Regions from separate parts of the Homo sapiens genome. Here region 1 is linked to region 2. Evidence: read pairs that join two places in POLR2A ChIA-PET (ENCODE). Cell type or tissue: endothelial cell of umbilical vein. All regions are shown on one strand. Region 1 overlaps SH3RF1 (SH3 domain containing ring finger 1). Region 2 overlaps SH3RF1 (SH3 domain containing ring finger 1).

Region 1 (5,000 bases), 96 kb before region 2:
AAAGCTTCACTTCACTTAAAAGGCTTCCTTGCAATGAGGGGGATGCTTGGGTGATAATTAGTTTGGTCTGGTGAATACATGGATCATCTTACTGAGGGGCTTATGTACAAGCGGTATAAGTATGGTAATGAATAAAACAGGCAAGTGCAGCATGGTGACTGTGGTTAGTAATAATGTGTTATGGACTTGAAAACTGCTAGGCCAGTAGATTTCAAATATTCTCACAAGAAATGACAGGTGTGTGAGGTGATGAATATGTTAATGAACTTGATATAATTTCACAATGTATACATATTAAAAATGCTGTACACTGCAAATAGATACAATTTATTTATTTGTTAAAGAAGAAAACTCAAAAACTCCTTAATACACGTTGGTATCTTTAAATTGAACAGTTTCTCAAACTGCTTTCTTAAATAATTAAGTGAAGGGGGCCAGATGCAAGGGCTCACGCTCTGTAATCCCAGAGCTTTGGGAGGCTGAGGTAGGTCGATTGCTTGAGCCCAGGAGTTTGAGACCAGCCTGGGCAATGTGGTGAAATCCCATCTCTGCAAAAAATTAAAAAAATCAGGCGGGCATGGTGGTTTGTGCCTGTGGTCCCAGCTACCTCAGGAGGCTGAGGTGGGAGAACTGTTTGAGCCCAGGAGGTTGAGGCTCAGTGAGCTGAGATTGCACCACTGCACTCCAGCCTGCGTGCCAGAGTGAGACCCTGTCTCAAAAAAAAAGAAAAAAAAATTAAGTAAAACTGAATTTATTATAATACCCCTTGAGAAGTTTTAATTGACTTTTGAAAAGTTGATTATTTTAAGAAATACCTTGGTGACTTTACTCTTAGATGTTCCAGTGTGCAGTTGGAGTGTTTGTGCTTTGTAATTCTCACTGTAGATGTGAATTACTTTTGTTTTTTTTGAGGCAGTCTCACTCTGTTGCCCAGGCTGGAGTAAAGTGGCGTGATCTTGGCTCACTGCAGCCTCTGACTTCTGAGTTCAAGAGATTCTCCTGCCTCAGCCTCCCAAGTAGCTGGGAGTATAAGTGCACACCACCACGCCCGGCTTATTTTTGTATTTTTTTCATTAGAGACGGGGTTTCACCATGTTGTCCAAGCTGGTCTTGAACTCCTGACCTCAGGTGATCCACCAGCCTCAGCCTCCCAAAATGCTGGGATTGCTGGAGTCAGCCACTGCACTCGGCCGATCTTAATTACTTTTAAAGAAATTTCTAATCTTGTGGTACATCTTGTGGTATGCCTTGCAGCTATTCTGAGTATCCTTTAATGTACTTGCTTTCATTAAGATGGAAATGTGTGAAAATAAGGTGGACTAACCATTGCTAAAGGTAGAATGGTTAAATTTTTGAAACCTTAACGTGATGCCTTTTTATTTCTTCAGAAGTTAACTTGGATGAAAGTTAACTTTGAACAGTTATTTTAATAAAAACATACATACATATGGACTGAATAACAGTGACTAGTTCCAAGGTCAGCCTTCACAGATGTCTTTTTTTGTTTTCTGAACAGCACTTGTGATTCAGAACTCACTTCATTAACCTCTCATTATTTCTCTGTATGCTTGGCTTTCTGAATATCAGCTTTTTTTTTTCCTGCGTGTCACTTGAACACTTGGCCTTCAGTGTTTCTTTCATGTTTTAATAGAGATATGCAATGGTTACAAAAATATTCCCCTTTTACAAAGTAGGTAGATTTATAACCAGTCTTGTCGGCACAATCTTGGCAGAAATGGCTATCCACATATTGTGAAAAGGCAAAATTTCCAAGTTGAGGAAGGAGGTAAATAAGAAGAAAGATTGGTGAAGAATGACTTAAATGAGCCAGATATGTCTAGTATATTCTAGTATATTTAAGAATTGACCCAGAACGGCACTGTGCAGTTAAGCCATCATTTTTGAGAGTGAATAGAGGACTGACATGGTATCTTGAGACTGAAAAAGGGCAAGGGGTGGGGGGGGGCGGAAATTAGCTTTGAAGTCATTTACCTGTCAGTTTTATGCCAGAAATACTTATATAGATAGTCTTCAAAGTCAACTAGAAAGAAAGAGGATGGGGAAGCTACAAATGCTTCTTTTGAAGTGATGGAAGACAGAGCTAAATATGAGGAGGAAGACAGTAATAATAAGAGAATTCTTTATAGCAATATATTAGGGCAGCTGAAATGTTTTCAGAGTGGAAGCAAACATGCCCTAAGCTGACAAACCTAGTATACTTTGTATTTAGCAGTTAGACCATGTGGAAGAACAAACCTTGACAGTTGGCTGGTATGTGCCAGATTCAAGGAGGCAATGACTCACTCCGTCAAAACAGCACAGAGCTGATTCTTGACCTTATTGCTGTCAACTTCAATTTTTGGAAAGTCACTTCAGCCTGATAGACAACAATTCATAATTCTCAGCCCTGCCTACCTCACAGGCATCTATCAGGACAAGATGTATAAGAATGTACTGGGTGTTTGGAACAGAGCATCCTGTAGATTCATGGTAATGGTAAATTAAGAGGGCAGCAGAGTGTCTGTGGCAGCTCAATATTCATTTTCCTGAAGGTGAAGATGGCTTGTGAGGCCACTGTATTTGGCCAGTGCTAGCGTTCCTCACATCCTTCCATGCCCATGACACCTGGTAGGTAGTTCCTTTCTCCCTGCTGTGCGGAGTATTAATAGTGCAGGTAGGTGTAGGTACACCCTAATTCTGACCAAGCTTGGATATGTTAAAGGAAAAATTATTCTGATGCTGGTTGAGATGGTAAGTAAAGCTTTATTGAAGACTATATTGCATTAGAGTATTACAGTAGGAGGCAGAGATAGGGCTCTATTCTGAATACAGCAAAGACAGCTGGAAATTTATAGCCAATGGGCAGAGTGTGAGGGGAGAGGAAAATTCACTAAGAGGGGAAAATTATTAAGAGGAGACATCAAGTGTAGGGGGATTCTTGCTAACCCGACCTAATAGGACTCTTGCTAAAGGCAGGCCAAGGACTTACAGATCAAAGGTGGGAGATGAGGAGCTATATATCAAGGGTGATCAGATTTCAAGGGTGTGGAGCGGGGGGGAAATCATAAATTGATTTAGCAGGATTCTTGCTAAAATTGGTCCTACAGGTCTTGAATAAGCTTATTTCTTATTTCTTATAAGACTGTAGGGTATACTCTTTTCAGTCTTATTACTAATTCTTTATCAGTAATATGTATTCATCTTTACTGTCTTGTGTCTTTTTGCTGATTCTTCTGGTCTTAAGGCACTCTCCTTAATAAGTTTTGAAATCTGTCCAGAACTCACTGCAGCCAAATTTCCTGGATTTGTTTACTGTACCTGTGATTCAGCTGGAGATATAATTCCCAAATTCATATTTTTAGCATGCTGGTGGTCAATGTAGGCAGCTACCTTATGGGTATGTATAACCATTTCCCCTCTTGAAATCAGCCTCTCTTTTTTAAAAAATTAAAAATAGAGATGGGGTTGGGCTGTATTGCCCAAGCTGGTCTTGAACTCCTGGCCTCAAGCCATCCTCCCACTTCCACCTCCCGAAGTGTTGTGATTACAGGCATGAGCCATCGTGTCCAGCCTGAAATCAGCTTTAATTGTCCCCCAGGTAAATAAACACCTGGTGAAAGTCACCTTTGGAAAATTAATGCTTTTGAAAATAATCCATGAGTCTAAGTATGACTTTCAAATCACCTTCACCGTGTGTCTGGGAACATTTCAGGTTGATTTCCTACATCACATCACTCCTCTTCTGCTTATTGTATTCCCACTTACTAGACGTCAGGTGTTGGTTTATTAGGAGACATTGCTGTGCATGTCACACAGCCAGTTGGCACCACATTTTTGGCTCCTTCTGTTGAATCTCTTTCTAGTTGGCTGGCAAGTTAAATCTGTTCATTGAGAAGGGAGCGTGTGCATATTTGTGCTTGTTTATGTATGTATTACTGGCAGGGGATGAGACAGAAGCAAAAGTTGGGTCAGTTAAATACAATCGTCTCTCTTCTACTTTGTAGTTTTTGGAGATATTTTTCCATGCCATTTTGTAACAGATGATATCCTGGGTTTTATTATTCAGTCTTTTGTGTCTGTCAGTGAATTATTTGTTAGCCTTTGAGCCTACATATGTAGCATTTTATTATGGGAATAATAATATAGAAGCAATGTATGTATTTACATATCCATGTCTCAGATTGTTAGAGACTGGTGACCAGAGTAATGATATCCATGAGTTAGCTTACATGAGAATTTCTGGGGACAGTAGTGGGTTCTTACTGTGTGCCAGGCAATGTTTTAGGTACTTTATGTATATTAACTTATTTAATTCTCATAGCAACACTACGAAGTAGTTGCTACTATTATCTCCATTTTCCAGGTGAGGAAGCAGACATAGAGAGGTTACATAACTTGTTTAAGGTCACACCAACTAATAAGTAACGATATTACTTAGTCTAAATTATGGAATAGTAAGAAACAACCCTGAAATTTGAGATGCTTAATACAGCAAAGGCTTATTTCTCACTCAAGGTATACGTTGTGTGGATTGGCAGAGGGACACCGCTCATTATAGTCATTAGAGTCACTCAGAGACCCAGCCGACAAAGGCTCCATCTCAGCACATGCTTCCAGGAAGGGAATTGGCAAGTCGAGTTCTGGCTTAAAGCTTCCATCTGGAAGTGACATGTTTTACTTCCCACATTTCATTGTCCAAAGTGAGTTACTAGGCCATGATTCCATTTCAAGGAGGTCGGAAAGGGCAGTCCTGCCATGTGTCTAGAGGGAGAGAAGAATCGTAATGTTTATGGTAGAGCCAGGACTGGGATCTGGGCAGTTGGGCTACAGATGCTGTGCCAGTGGCTAGAACTGTCAGAAAACACATGGCAAGGATCCTGAGGCAAATGTTGTCCAGAACAGTTTTGTCACTTAGGTTGCAGAGGAAATGTCACTGAAAGAAATTAAGTAGGCCAGGCACGGTGGCTCACGCCTATAATCCCAGCACTTTGGGAGGCTGA
Region 2 (5,000 bases):
TGGTTGGCCTGGGAAACTTTGCAAGGTCTTCTTGTGGATTCTGAGATTCTGAGGGCCTTTTGCTTTTCCTCTTACCCCTACTATTTTCTTCTCTATTATTTCTTCCCTAAATCAGAGATCACCAACTAGTACGATCCCCATGACTTTTATGCTTGACTTAGAGTGGTTTTTAAAAATTAGTTGTTAAGATGTAAACTCAGGAGGTTTTACATAAGCTTTCCTTAAAAAAAAAAATCAGTTGACCCTGCCAAGTAGTTGCCCATTGAAAGAAAGCAGACAGTCCCCAGTTGACCATAGTTCACTATAGTGTGCCTGCCATTCTCTGTTGGTCTCTATCTGGCCTTCTTCATTCATTGACCTCAACTGCCCAAGCTATGCAGACACGTGAATTTGTGCCTCCTATCCTTAATCCATCATGCTGTTTCTTAGGTTTTCTTTTATCATGAGTCAGAAAAGATGTGTCTCTGTTTCCCTATTTCCCTCATTTAGTACTGTGCCTGGCTTTTAACAGTCACTCAAAAAACATTTGGGTGAGTAAAAGGCTCCATTAGGTTTGATTCTGGTCACTGAATACCTGAGGACCCTATTCCCAACACAGAAGTCTTTGCCTATTGAATATTTTGAATGGGATATTTTTGTTTGGGTTGAGAATAGGTATTGTACTTTACCTAGGCATAAAATTTTACAGATCATTAAGTCTTGCTTCATGTTACAAATGAGAAATGGGAGGCATACCCAAGGTCAAATGACTTGCCCAAGTCAACAAAGCAAGTTAATGGCAAGCTGGGACTCTGAATAGTAAGAATAACTCATGTTCATATAGCACTTTACATGTTACAGAGCACTTTAACCCATGCCCATTTCTACCTGGGGTGTGTAAAATTGATGTTACCTTCCCATTTTGTACAGCTAGGGAAACCAAAACCATGGAATTTATGTGGTCCACCCAAGATTACTGAACCAGTGAGGACAAAGACCTAACTCTAACCTAAACCTTTCGGTGTGAAGTTCAGGGCTTTTCCTGTGGTTTTCTCTGACAGTCCCTTTTTCAGCTACCTCAGCTAAAATTCTTTTTAGGCTTTTAATGACATGTACCCTCTTTTTATACCTTACATTTCAAAGTCAGAAACCTGAACAAGAAAATTCTAGTTTATTTTGTTTTTAACAGCTAGGGCCAACAGAAGTGAAGATAATGAAAATAAGTGAAGAGCTACGTAACTGATGTTTCACCTTCCTAACCTAGTGCAGCCAGGTAGTTAACTTTGAAAATCCTTTTCCCTTGGCAGGATGTAGTGAGGCTTGTATTAGGAGTCCGTGTTCCTCCCTGTCCTACTGCTTAAATGAGTAACCCTTGTAGTTGCTGCCAGTGCACTGCTTCAGGACCCAGGAGGCGTCAGAAATGTGGGCCATAGGGAGTCAGGGGAGTCATTTCAGTCTTCTTTTCTCTGTTCAGCAAATTCTTTGTGCTTAATGAGCCTCGGGAGCACAGCCACCCTGTGTTGCAGCTTCTTTCCCTACAGGAGCTATGGAGAGTCTAGAGCTGTGCCATCCAATGCACATGTCGCTGTTGAGCAACTTGCAGCGAGACTCGTCCAAACTGAGTGGGATGGAAGCACTCCGTTCGCACCGGGTTTCAAAGACATAGTACAAAAAAAGAATGTACCCATCTCAGTACTTTTTTACATGGATTACATGTTGAAGTGATCATAGTGTAGATACATTGGGCTAAATAAAATGTATTATTAAAATGAGTTTTACCTATTTCTTTCTGTCTTTTAAAATGTGGCTACCAAAAAATCTAAATTCCAAGTGTGGCTCATATTATATTTCAGTTGCATAGTGTTGGGCTAGAGGCAGCACTTCCTTCCCTTGATAGTTCTAAGAGACAAACATTTTTATTCATTCAACAAATATTTACAGAGACCTTAATGGAGCTGTTACCTGAGGGAGGCTTTCATATCAATTTTAAAAGACTCTTGAGTAATCCCTTCAGTCTCTTAGTTATTCCTCTTCTGTGGGTAAGTCTTGCATTATAAATGAAGTTTGAGCTTGCTTTTATATTTAGGTCATCCAAAAACAAAAACCTTATTACCTAAATTGTAGGGAAGAATAGGAGACAAATGGGAATACCAGTTTCTCATTGCCATTATGGACCATTTTGCAAAGGACTATAATGTGAGGCAAAATATTTTCATGTCTGCTGAGAGGATGTAAATGGGCATGAATTTCCATTCCATAGCATTTCATTCATTCCCTGATATTCTTCAAAGTGACTGACTTATCTGGGGAAGGAACATTGGACTTAGTGATGCAGTAGAATGTTGAAGTGCTACATTTAAAACATGGCATTTCAAACCAGTGAGGAAAAGATGGACTGTTATTTAAATGATGATAGGACAACTGCTGAGTCATGTGGAAAAACAAAGTGCTAAATGCTTTCCCGACCTTATTCTTTATGCAAAACCAGATGGGCATATGGTTCACAGACGGAGATGTAAAAAGAAAGAATGAAAAGAAGGAAACATTTTAAAAAGTAGGAAAAAATGTAGGTTTCTTATTTAAAACAATTGTGGAATGAAAAGGTTTTTAAAGCATGATGTTAAATCAAGATGCAATAGTGGAAAAAAACTGATAAATAACAAATTAGAACATTATTTTTAATTTAATAGACATAAATATATACACACATATATACATATAAGTTAAAGAGCACTTTACATAATATAAAAAGAGTATTTATGGCCAGGCGCAATCGCTCACGCCTGTAATGCCAGCACTGTGGGAGGCCGAGGCAGGCAGATCATCTGAGGTCAGGAGTTTGAGGCCAGCCTGACCAGTATGGTGAAACCCCATCTCTACTAAAAAAATTGCAAATTAAGGCCAGGTGCAGTGGCTCACACCTGTAATCCCAGCACTTTGGGAGGCCGAGGCAGGTGGATCACAAGCTCAGGAGATTGAGATCATCCTGGCTAACACGGTGAAACCCTGTCTATACTAAAAAAATACAAAAACAAAATTAGCCAGGTGTAGTGGCAGGCACCTGTAGTCCCAGCTATTCAGGAGGCTGAGGCCGGAGAATGACGTGAACCTGGGAGGCAGAACTTGCAGTGAGCCGACATCACGCCACTGCACTCCAGCCTGGGCAACAGAGCGAGACTCCATCTCAAAAAAAAAAAAAAAAAAGCAAAAATTAGGCGGGCCATGGTGGCACTTGCCTATAATCTCTGCTACTCAGGAGGCTGAGGCAGGAGAATCACTTGAATCGGGGAGGCAGAGGTTGCACTGAGCTGAGATTGTGCCACTGCACTCTAGCCTCAATGACAGAGGGAGACCCTGTCTCCAAAAAAAAAAAAAAAGTATTTATATCAGTCTATAAGAAAAATACTAACAATCCAATAGAAATATGGATAGAGTATGGAAATAAGCAAATCCTAAAAAAAGAAAATAGATGCTTAATCTCATTAATAAATAGAAATACAAGTTAAAACAATATAATACACCTTGTTACTTCAAAAAACGATTTTTAAACTTACACTTTGATCTAGCAAATTCTACTTTTAGGAGTTTACCCTATGGATATGCTTGTACGAGCCTGCCAAGACATAGTAAATGGCAACGTCTCTATAAAATGGAATACCATGCTATCAGCCTATCCCTATTGATATGCAAAGATGTTCATGAAATATTATTTCATGAGAGAATAGAATGGATTGCTTGGTTTTATTTGTATTAAAAATCAATAAAGTAGATACATGTATAACAACATCTACATAGAAAATGAAGGATATGTTTTAAATTGTTAAATGGAAATCCATCTGGGAAGTGGGTTGGGAAGAGACAGATGTGGGGAACTGGCTGAGGCCTTTTACTTTTTACTTCATAATGTTCTATACCAAGGGTGTCCAATCTTTTGGCTTCCCTGGATCACATTGGAAGAAGAATTGTCCTGGGCCACACATAAAATACACTAACACTATCAATAGCTGATGAGCTTAAAAAAAAAAAAAAAAGAAAAGAAAAAACAAAACCTCAAAAAAAATCTCATAATGTTTTAAGAAAGTTTACAAATTTGTGTTGGGCTACATGTAGAGGACCGTGGGTTGGACAAGCTTGCTCTAGTGGGTTGTGAATTAAAATAATTACTTCTCAGATCTACTGTTTGTATCCTGTAGTGCTCAGAAGCTACAGACTGATTCATCTGTAAAGCTTCCTATAAAATAGTAACTATTCAACTTAGTTCTTATTAAAAAATTTTTTCTCTTTAAAATATTGTAAGTCCCGCCTTTTAAAAAAGGCTATATTCTCTCTAGCAAAGAGGGCAACCATACACACAAAAAAGTTTATTTTAATATTTCTTAAGCTGCCTTGTTGTTTTTATTAATATTATTTTTGTCAGTATTTCATCTCATATTTATTTATACTTCTGATAACTCTCAAAAACACATTCTTTCTACATTTTAGACTTTTTTCCAAAAAGGGGCATAAGAATTTTAAGAGTAATGAATAGAATCCCTGCTTTTATCTCCAGTATACTGAATTTTACCTTATATCCAACCTAAGTCTTATCAAAGCTCCTTACCAAATGCTTGGAAGAAGGTATTTTAGGATACAAATTTATTTTGCAGGTGATGAGTGTACTCCTAACATTAAAGGTCATAGTTAGATAAATGTCACAGAAAGCTCACACTACTGAGCTCAAACATTCATACATGAATTTTATCAAAATTCTACTAAAAGCTATCAGATTCTTGGTTTCCTATTGTTACCAAAGGTTGCTATACTTACAGCAAAAGCTGCTTTATGTTTCTGCCTGATTTACTTAATGCCTCTACCAAATAGTCTTAACTTTATGATTTTCTCTGGAACTGATACAGGAAGCAAGGAGCAGTGTTTTTTAATACTAATATGTGCTGCTTCAGAAGAAATCTCAAGTAATTTTAAAGTATGACAGCATCTTGCTAACAAATATTACTGTCCATGCATAAAAATCAAATGCAGAA

The links. Peaks named below come from ENCODE experiments on the same cell type or tissue, not always from the same donor. Only the 100,000 strongest peaks of a DNase experiment are listed, where the experiment ranks them.
Region 1: POLR2A ChIA-PET joins it to region 2 with 5 read pairs; 4 of 35 experiments call an interaction of 5 or more read pairs at or near these places.

The regions. Positions count from the first base shown.
Region 1 is chr4:169,235,931-169,240,930 of GRCh38, reverse strand. The region is part of intron 2 of SH3RF1 (SH3 domain containing ring finger 1); the gene reads left to right. Among named protein-coding and RNA genes, the nearest start is that of SH3RF1, 33 kb to the left of the region's middle. RefSeq lists an enhancer at 1-318. In endothelial cell of umbilical vein, no CTCF peak of the experiment used is centred here; a DNase peak (open chromatin) is centred at 2,290.
Region 2 is chr4:169,139,996-169,144,995 of GRCh38, reverse strand. The region is part of intron 4 of SH3RF1 (SH3 domain containing ring finger 1); the gene reads left to right. Among named protein-coding and RNA genes, the nearest start is that of SH3RF1, 130 kb to the left of the region's middle. In endothelial cell of umbilical vein, no CTCF peak of the experiment used is centred here; no DNase peak of the experiment used is centred here.